2 separate regions of the Homo sapiens genome follow, and region 2 is linked to region 1. A link is a contact called in ENCODE Hi-C or POLR2A ChIA-PET data. All regions are on one chromosome and are shown on one strand. Each heading gives the region's core, a stretch centred on a gene start or an enhancer-like site at or near the end of the contact. The rest is flanking DNA. Distances are from core to core; before and after follow the strand shown.

Region 1 (5,142 bases), core at 548-3,047:
AGCTGGAGCAGCTACATATGTTTTTGAGATGCGGCTGAAGGGAAGTTTAGTTGAGGACACATTTATTTGGTTTTACTGGTATATGTTTCTATAGTTCATGATCACTTCCACGTGGTTAATGCCAGTTGTCCTAGTGTAGGAGTGGCTCCTAGGCAGGCTCTGACTATCCACTGGGCCCACCCAGCCAGCACTGAGACATGAAAGTGCTGGGCCAGAGGCTGCCTCACTGCGAATGTTCCTAGTAGTGCTTGGCACCACAAGGTTACCAACCACGGAGGACACACAAGGTTTGAGACATATGGAGCCAGGGCTAGTCCATGGAAAATTTCTCCCGATTATCAGATGTTTAAAATTTTAGGCGGGGCACAGTGGCTCACAGTGTCCTGCATGAGCTGACTGTAGGGACTACTGACTATCACGCTCGTAATCCCAACACTTTGGGAGACCGAGCCAGGCAGATCATTTGAGCCCAGGAGTTTGAGACCAGGTGGTGCAACAAGGTGAGGCCCTGTCTCTACAGAAAAATACAAAAATTAGCCAGGTCTAGTGGTGCCTGCCTTATAGGCCCTGCTACTCAGGAGGTTGAGGTGAGAAGATTGCTTGAGCCTGGGAAGTTGAGGCTGCAGTGAGCTATTATCACACCACTGCACTCCAGCCTGGACAACAGAGAGAAACCCTAGCTCAAAGAAAAAAAAAAAAAAAAAGATTAAGCGGAAGATCCCGTTCTCATGATGTCTAGTCTAATTGGAAATTCTCTCTTCTTAGGAACATACTTGATAATGACATATATTTAATAACTGAAACATATTTCTTTGCTTTTCTTATTTATTTATTTCTGAGATGGGGTTTCACTCTGTTACCTAGGCTGGAGTGCAGTGGCATGATCTCAGCTCACTGCTCCCTCAACTTCCTGGGCCCAGGCAATTCTCCCACCTCAGCCTCCTGAGTAGCTGGGACCATAGGCACATACCACCAAACCCATCTAAGTTTTGTATTTTTTTAATAGAGATGAGGTTTCACTATGTTGCCCAGATTGATCTCGAACTCCTGGGCTCAAGCTATACTCCTAGGCTCAAGCTATCCTCCTGCCTTCGCCTCCTAAAGTACTGGGATTACAGGTATGAGCCACTGTACCTGGCCATTTGCTTTTCTTTGCTTAATGGTTATCACGTAAAATAGAAGTTATCAGAATTTCTTCTTTTGTGGAGCACAAACCTTTAGCAATACTACAAACAAAATATATATCTCTGTGAGTTGAATATTTTATTCTTTCCAATTATCAACAATAAATAATAAATATAAGTCAAGCGTACTATAAGATTGAATTACATTTCTATTTTCTTCATGGAAAATGATTTTTTAAAGCCAACACGTTAACAGAAAAATCAAAGTATGCTGCCAAAATATGTAAGTAAGAAAGTATTGTAGAGGTGAATCAAGCCGTTAGTTAATAATAAATATTACGGTTTTTCTGGATTTTGTGATGTTTGTAGTATTTGTCATATTTTTAAATTGTAATATGTTGAGATTTCTTTTCTAACTCTAAATAAATGTTTACTTTTATAACGACTTTTATATACTTATCTTAGTCCATTTTCACACTGCAATAAAAAACTGCCTGAGGCTGGGTCATTTATAAAGGAAAGTGGTTTAATTGACTCACAGTTCCACGTGGCTGGGGAGGCATCAGGAAATTTACAGTCATGGTGAAAGGCAAAGGGGAAGTGAGGCCGTCTTACATGGTGGCAGGAGAGAAAAAGAGCAAAGCGACAACTGCCAAACATTTTTAAACCACCAGATCTCATGAGAACTCACTCACTATCATGAGACCAGCGTGTGGGAAACCGCCCCCATGATCCAGTCACCTCCCAGGAAGTCCCTACCCTGACACAAGGGGACTACAGTTCAAGATGAAATTTAGATGGGGACACAGAATCAAACCGTATCAATACTTTTTCTTTTTTCTTTTATTTCTTAATTGATGTATAATGATTGTACACATTTATGGGGTACATAGTGCTGTACATGTAATGTTTAGTGATCAGATCTCAAACGTTTATTATTTTTTGTGTTGAGAACATTTGATATCCTCCTAGCCATTTGACACTACATATTATTACTAATTATAGTCATCCTACAGTGAAATAAAACACTGGAACTTGTTTCTCCTATCTAGCTGTAACTTTGTATCCTTTCAAAAATCTCTCATCATCCTCCTTCCTCTTACCCTTCCCAGCCTCAGGTATCTTCTATACTACTTTTTACTTCTATGAAATCAACTTTTTATATACTTTTTATTAAAGAAGTTCTACAAAATTGCATAAACATAGGCCCTACAAAACCTGGATCCATCTGTAATATCAGGCATCCCTTTGGAAGAATATTTTTGCCGCAATGTCCTCTAGAAGGGTAAGTAAGATTACATTTAATACTTTAATCTCTGGCAACGTTTACTTCCAAAACAATGTGCAAACAGGTTATGAGATCACTTTCTGAAGAAGTCACCACCCATGGGTACAACCAGTGAAGCAGACGCAGGCAAAATCGGCCATGAAACTAGGAGCAGGTGCTATCTCCGGTATCCAGATGGGTGGGCATCTGCCCTGAGGGCCCAGTGATCCACAGTTAACATCATTTTCTTTACTTCCCCTAAACTAAGTCTCCTAGAAGCTACATTTAGGACCTAAAAAAAAAAAAAAAAAAAAAAAAAAAAAGTGAAACAAGTCCACTTCTCTGAAATATGCTCTTTACATGAAAACAAAGAGCCACAGTTACCCACCAGCAGCTATTATTCATTTATAGGTAAGTAGATAAGTAGGTAGGTAGGTAGGTAGGTAGATAAGTAAGTAGGTAGATAGATGATAGATAGATAGATAGATAGATAGATAGATAGATAGATAGACAGATAGACAGATAGTACTAGAGAAAACATGCGCAGATGTTAAATCTCCTCCTCTTATATGCAATTCAACATTTTCCCAAACTGATTCCACAGCTCTTCCGATTCGTGCTGTGTGTCCAGAATACTCTGTCCTGCATGAGCTGACTTTAGGGACTACAGATATGCACTTCTATGCTCTGCTCTGGAAACACAAACAAGTGCTATTAGCCTTTAATTGCTTCAGTAAGTGACAAAAAGCCTGCAGGACTGAGTTGTGGTGGTAGAAGTTATTTTCACTCACATCACACAACAAGCAATAGCTTTTGAAGGAAGAATGTGAAAAGCTTCATGAGAGAGGATGGGTGTGGAAAAATGAGGGGCAAGGGGGATGACAGTGGCAGAGTGGAGAGGGATCGTGAGACAGCGGCATGGCCAAGTTGGGGCAAGCTCAGTGAGAAGCGGCTAAAGTGCCTGGGGAGGGTGGCCACCATTTGCCTCTCTCACAAGTTTGGGCCTGAATGCACCTGCATCTGGATTTTCTGTGATCCCCCAGAAGGAGCAGCTCAATCCTATATAATCATCCAGAGAATTTCCCAAGGCTGAGGCGGGGCAGTGCAGCTGGAATCTGTGTCTCTGTGTCAACACTCTTCAATCCAGGAGTTTTAATTGTCTAAAGCGTCTCTATGTGGCCCTAGAATCGGTTGTCTTTTCTGCTCTTGAGTCCATTTGGGGCCTTCTCCTTAGAGAGCCACCAAGGAAAAATCAGAAAAGGTGACAAGAGGCCAGGCACAGCAGCTCATGCCTGTAATCCCAGCACTTTGGGAGTCTGAGGCGGGCGGGTCACTTGAGGCCAGAAAGTCAAGACCAGTCTGGCCAACATGTTGAAACCCCATCTCTACTAAAAATACAAAAACGAGCCAGAAGTGGTGGTGCATGCCTGTAATCCCAGCTACTCAGGAGACTGAGGCACGAGAATCACTTGAACCTGTGAGGCGAAGCTTGCAATGAACTGAGATTGCGCCACTGCACTGCGGCCTGTGCAACACAGAGAGACCCTGGAAAGAAGGAAAGAAAGAAAGAAAGAAAGAAAGAAAGAAAGAAAGAAAGAAAGAAAGAAAGAAAGAAAGAAAGAAAGAAAGAAAGAAAGAAAGAAAGAAAGAAAGAAAGAAAGAAAGAAAGGAAAGAAAGGAAAGAAAGAAAGAAAGAAAAAAAGAAAGAAAGAAAGAAGGAAAGAAAGAAAGAAAGAAAGAAAGAAAGAAAGAAAGGAAAGAAAGGAAAGAAAGAAAGAAAGAAAAAAAGAAAGAAAGAAAGAAGGAAAGAAAGAAAGAAAGAAAGAAGAAAGAAAGAAAATAAAAGAAAGAAAGGAAGGAGGGAAGGAAGGAAGGAAAGAAAGCGGGGGAGAGGGAGGGAGGAAGGAAGAAAGGAAAGAAAAAGAAAGAAAAGAAAAGGTGACAAGGTCTGCTTCTGCTTATAAATCTGACCCTACCAAGTGCAGAGGAGAGGTGGGAAGTGGGAAGGAGGTGCTGTTTGTCTGAGCAGGGCACAGAGGAGGTTGGAGAAGGTGAGAAAAAGAAAGAAATGGAAGGCATTCAATGCATCAGCCTTCTCATAGCCCCCACTGAAGCCAGCCTTAGGATTAAGCTGATGTTGTAACCTTCCATGTGTTCTCTTTATTAGTACTAGAGAGAAAAATTCTGACTTCATTTTAATTTTTTATAAATCCATTCAGTGTTAGTGCAATTATTCTATGTTAACATCTTATGTCTGGTCTCCTAGAGTTGAGAAGCAGGAGAAGAAAAGACATGAGGCCCTAGCCTTCCCCAGGTTGGTCCTGGTCCTGCCTTGATCCCTGGAACACTCCTGGAGTAACCTACAGAGAAAGAGAGGAAACTGTCACTAAACCAATCCTCTCCCAATTTCGGATCAACTTCTGGAACCAATAGTTTGTTGCATGATCGTAGGAAATTTGACTTACGGATAAAATAAATGAGTATAGGAAGTAGCTTTTAAACTGTTGTTGTTTTTTTTGTTTTGTTTTGTTTTGTTTTTTTTAATATGGTACACATAAAGTCTTCTATGACCTTGGAAATTTTAGCCTGACTCCATTCTGGCAAAAGAAAACTTACTGTGTGAGAAAGGTTTTTTCAAGGCAAAAACATCATTCTGATGTTTGGGTTAGTCATCCAATTGCTAATATTTGTATAATTAACTCATTTAATTTGCCACTGAAAAGCTACCTTTGTTTACCTGCTGCCATGATG
Region 2 (5,292 bases), core at 999-3,498, 39 kb before region 1:
CTCACACCTCCTCTAAACCCCAATTTAGAATAGGTTTGGTATGAAGATCAAAATAGATTAACTGTATGGAGAATCTGTAAACCCAAAATAGATTAACTGTATGGAGAATCTGTAAACCCAAAACACCATAAAGGTGTAAAGTGGTATAATTATTATTACTATATGTTTTTACACACCAAAAACCACAGAGTCGGCTTCTGTACAGCTCACAGTGTGAAAAGGTGTGTTTCTTCTTCCAGAAAACATTAAAATTGGTCAATATATGACTTTTTAATCTTCTTATGGTTAATCCAAGTGAATTGTAATTTTCCTCCATGGTAAGGGTTATATTTTCCCCTTTATTTCTGGAATCTTTTTGCTTTTCCTTTCTTCTTTTTCTCTGTCTCTGTATATGTCTCTGTCTTTTTGTTTTTTAAACAAACACCCTCCTTTCCGCAGAAAGCCTAAGGGCCATTATTATTGTTGTTCAAGGGGAAAAGTGGCTCCCAAATGTCAGGCTCAATTCTCTGGCTTTCTTCCTCTTCCAATCTTTGTCCCAAGATGCCTCACTGCATTGTTACTGTTCCAAAGTAAAACCAATCAGTTCTTTAAAAATCTTCTGAATGCCCATAATTTCATGTACTTAGTTTACTATCAGTCACTACATGATACACTTTTAATTTGGCAAATTTAATGTGACAAATTAATTGGACAAATTTAATGTGATGGTCAAATCATCTTGAGCTACGCAATTCAAAATAATAATTTGGATAGGCCTTAGTTTACTTTTCCCCATTTTTCTCTAACAGTGTTCAACAGTTTCGTATCTGCCAAACCTGAGAAAATTCTTCATAAAATTTCAGAGCTTTTGAGCCTCTTTGAAGTGGCAATATCCACAGGGGACCCGATGTGCTCAGCTAACTTGGTAACCTGACCCTATATCCCTGCATACCCAGACCTCTCTATTCGTTTCTCCCGGGCGAATCCCACCTCAGCCCCCAACTCTGAGTAGCTCAGACTACAAGCACAAGCCACCATGCCTGACTGATTTTTGTATTTTTGCAGAGACAGAGTTTTGCCATTTTGCCCAAGCTGGTCTCAAACTCCTGGGCTCAAGTGATCCAGCCTCAGCCTCCCAAAGTGCTGGGATTACAGGCATGAGCCATTGCACCTGGCCTGTTGGCCAACTCTTAATAGCAATTCTTCTATGCTATAGTGAAATAATTAGAAAAGACTACATCCCTAAATATTTTAGGATGCATTAATCACTGTCTTTAACTAATAAATTAATTGAATGCAAAGAGTCCATTCTAAAATATCGGGGAATTTTATCCTTCAACACAGACTTTCTACAGTAGTTTTCAAACAGATTTTGAAGTCTTACGTTACAAATTAGAAAGTAGAAACACATTTCTAATCTGATATTAAAACATTTACAGAGGAAATAATTGAAAATGTCTTACCAGATCACTGTCAGAATTGGCAGTACTAGGCAGTCCTCCTGATTTTCATTCCAGAATTATAATGATAAGAAGGTAGATATTTTTAAGAGAACTAAACAGTAAGTTAATCAGCTATAGTATTCTCAGTTTTTTCCCTGAAGTTTTTTCTCATTATCTCATTTACTTTGGGGACCAATAACTTGTCCCCTTTTTGCAAACATGGGCAGAAACAATGAGTACTTTTTCATTTTGCCTCTAATGCTAAACAGTAACTCCTTGAGGCTAGAACTACAGATCCGTTCTCTCTCTAATCCCCAGTTCCTACCACAGTGACTGGTAATAACTTTCAGTAATTATGTGCACGATGCACATTTCCTTGTTAACTAAATATTTTACTTATTTCGATTGTAACCTGTAACTTTTATAGAATCCTTGCAAGGTGACCAGAAAGCTCTTTTTTGAGGAGCATAATTCTTGTTTGCGCTATTTTTTTACTCATGTCTTTTCCTAGTGATGATATTGTCTCTCCAGCACTCTCTCTCCTCCCCTCAACCCGTCCTTCTCCATCCCTGTTTCTGTAATCTCTTTATCCTAATTATAAGCTACTTAATATAGAAAGAAAATAATTGTAACAAAGGGAAAAGTTCCTTAAATGCATTACCTTTTTTCTGAAATTTGCAACAATGGCAGGATTCTTAGTAGGGCTAGCAAGCACCACTTACAGTTCTTAGGCAAAAAACCGAAGCCAAAGGACATCATCTGTCATGGAGAAAGACCCAATAGGGGAGAATATTTCCAAAATTCACATCATCAACAGCAGTATGAAATGAGAGTGATGCTAAGAGTCTGACATATACCAGCATGTAAGGGCCAGTCGCACTAGTGGGTGTCAGAGGTTACTTCTTCATTCATAGCTAAAAAGTGGAAGATGATTCATATGTCTTTGCTACTGATGTAAACAAAACACGGTGGGTGGACAGCACCCCCTGAGGGAGATGGAGATGCTGGTGAGTGGGTCGATAAGGAAGTCACTCTGCCAGCCGCCTCCTTCTTCCCAAATGTGCACAAACTCCACCTTGTAAGGTGTCCAAGGACAATGACTTATTCCACAGCAGGTGCAAACACTCAAGATTTCAGTGAGTGTCAACCTCAAATAGCTTAGGTGCTGAATCTAAATTCCACAATCTGTCGACCTGACATCGTCCTCTCTTCAGGTGTTTATATGGCCCTGGAAAAAGAAATAGTTCCATTACATAAAAGGAATTACAAAAATAATGCACCCAAACTCCAGAGAGTACTTACAGTCTTGCATCATTTTGCAATAGTTTCAGTTTCAGATCTGCATAGAATGTTGACCAGGGATAAGGTTTAACAAATCTTAAGTATGAGCATTTTGGGTCTTTTATTTCCTTAATTTCATTGAAAATAGCTGTGTCATTGACACTTTTTAGGCATATCATTATATGTATGCTCAGAGTTCACTTCCAAGAGAGTAAAATATGGCAAAGGATCATTTTAATCCAGTTGTTATCTTTTTATTTATACCCAAATTTTGTATATCTTATATGACAATTGATTTCTACTTTATCTGGTTGTATGATGAGGATGAGTTATTTTTTAAAAACACAACTGTTACTTATAACTTAAACCCAATTTGGGCTTCATAAGAATTGTCCTTCTTTCAGGCTAATATTTATGCTAACAATTGTCACAACCATAATGGAGGAAAAAAATATTTTAAGGACAAGAATGTCACTTGAGAATAAGTGAACACCCCCTGTGACCTGGCATTTCTTGGAAGAAAGGAAGGTGCTGTGACATGCCCCTGTCATTCTGAGGTCCTCTGGAAAGGGCTGTCGTTCACAGTTGCCTGGGCAAGGCTGAGCAGGACGCACGTTTGGTGACTCAAAACATGCCGTTAAGAGTAACTAGGGTGGAACGATGCATAGCCACCATTTCAATTATGTTGGGCTATCAAAACTTTCTTAGGCAAAAGATTAAACATGTTTTTCACCAATTGTAATGGTGCTTATTTCGTTGTGTTTTGTTTTTTAAATGAGCTATTGTTAGTGCCTGTTTCTCAGAAACATAACTTACTGTAAGAATCCACACACAGGCTTAGTCACACAGCCCACCCCTCCTTTGTGCGTTTCAGATGAACAAGGGGCGTGTCTGCAGAGCATTTGCCACTGACTCATTGCACTCCCCACACAGTGAGCGATGAGCAGTAAGTGACCAGGAAGATGACAGAATCCCATCATTGTTTTGGTATTTAGAAACTAGTAAACAGTGAAATCTTGTTTTAGCTACAAATAAAAACAAAAATATTCCATTCCTTTCTCTTCTCGAGGGTGTGCATAGGTGGAAGTGAATGTGCTCTTGTATGAGGACACATACACCTCGTTATTCAAATAGGTATGAGGAGACTCCAGAGAGCTGTGTTCTTAAGATCTATGTAGGAATAAGTAGTAGTTGCCAGATAGGGTTATTACCAAGGAAACCTAAGGCTGAAGTATATAAAAATCTGCCCACTGATGACTTTGTTTGACTTTCGGTTTTCTCATTTTAATTACAGGATGCTCTGCAGCCTTACCATCCCTTAGTCTTTCCTCTACAAATATAGTATTCATAGTAATTCACTTAGTTTTCTATGACATTGAAATGAAAATTATAGGTATAAAAATTAGGTTTACAAAAATCATTTGGAATTCTTCTGCACTGAGGATTTGTCTACTCTCTCCTATTTGTTCAGTTCTTTAATCACTTATTTTCATCAGTATGGGCATGTGGATATTTATCTTAAGCTTTGAGTTATAGTCCAACAGCGCACTGTTGATCGATTGATTGATTTGCTTAAATTGTTTCAGTTTTGGCCATTGGGAACTTTTTCAGCCGTGTGTCTTTTTGACATATTCCCATCACTGTGGATTTTTTTTTAATTTTTTTATTTTTTGCTCTCATTTGAGTGCCTCCTTGCCTTCTGGAACTACAAGATGCTGCAGGCTTATCTTAGGTATTCCCTTCCCCGTCCTAAAATCAGCCATGTCTCCAAGTAACCATTGGAGAATGGTATTAGAAATCAAGATTGGGGCCGGGTGTAGTGGCTCACGCCTGTAATCCCAACACTTTGGGAGGCTGAGGCAGGCAGATCACCTGAGGTCAGGAGTTCGAGACCAGCCTGGCCAACATGGTGAAACCCTGTCTCTACTAGAAATACAAAAAATTAGCCGGGCTTGGTGGTGGGCGCCTTGAATCCCAGCTACTTGGGAGACTGAGGCAGGGAATCACTTCAACCCGGGAGGTGGAGGTTGCAGTGAGCCGAGATCACACCATTGCACTCCAGCCTGGGGGACAGAGCGAGACTCCATCTCAAAAAAATAAATAAATAAAAGAAATCAAGATCTTCTTGCTACTGGAATGTTGACAGAACAGGGAAATATATACGTGTGTTCTAATAATTATATGTACACATATCTATAAGTATTTATATATGTAATTATTCGTATCTATATTAAGCTAAATGTGAGTGCATACAGTTGTCTCAACTCTAATCCTATACCACATGGATCATTCTAGCCTCTTTCCTGTCTTTGTATGTCACCTTCCACTCCAACAGTGAGAAACCTGGCTCCCACCATCCACCATCCACTCATTTATTTGCTCAATACCAGTACACATGAATAACGCCCTCAAAATCAAACTATACTCCTGAGATGCAACTTTATTGACGAGAATACAGTGCTTACATACAGTTTATTTTGCCTTTGGTCTTGTAGTCTCCATTCATTTCTAAAGTTGTTTAGGTCAGCAACTTTCCTCCCACCTCCTTCAGGGAAATTATTTTATACATCTGTAAGACACTTAGATTGTT

The links. Hi-C counts contacts between places; a loop is a spot of excess contacts on that map. ChIA-PET counts read pairs that join two places held with the same protein, here RNA polymerase II (POLR2A). Pooled maps may share reads with other maps.
Region 2: a map with no recorded cell type shows a loop between it and region 1 (3-fold over the local background). The contact joins the promoter of LINC01010 here to the enhancer-like site in region 1. A Hi-C loop is called at or near these places in 2 of 168 maps with a recorded cell type or tissue (CD14-positive monocyte and mammary epithelial cell), 2 of 37 single-sample maps with no recorded cell type and 7 of 50 pooled maps. POLR2A ChIA-PET finds 5 or more read pairs at or near these places in 11 of 52 experiments (BJ, CD4-positive, alpha-beta memory T cell, CD8-positive, alpha-beta memory T cell and 6 more).

The regions. Positions count from the first base shown.
Region 1 is chr6:134,395,251-134,400,392 of GRCh38, reverse strand. No RefSeq gene overlaps it. Among named protein-coding and RNA genes, the nearest start is that of LINC01010, 40 kb to the left of the region's middle. Within about 2 kb of position 1,797, at least 2 of the 41 ENCODE cell types and tissues checked have a DNase peak (open chromatin) inside an H3K27ac peak, as active enhancers do; they include CD14-positive monocyte, where a contact is called at or near this core.
Region 2 is chr6:134,434,672-134,439,963 of GRCh38, reverse strand. LINC01010 (long intergenic non-protein coding RNA 1010) reads right to left here and starts at 2,248. Exons shown (of 3, transcript NR_038217.1): 1 at 2,083-2,248. All of the region lies in intron 4 of CT69 (cancer/testis associated transcript 69), which reads left to right. RefSeq lists enhancers at 2,202-2,261, 3,419-3,713, 2,863-4,062.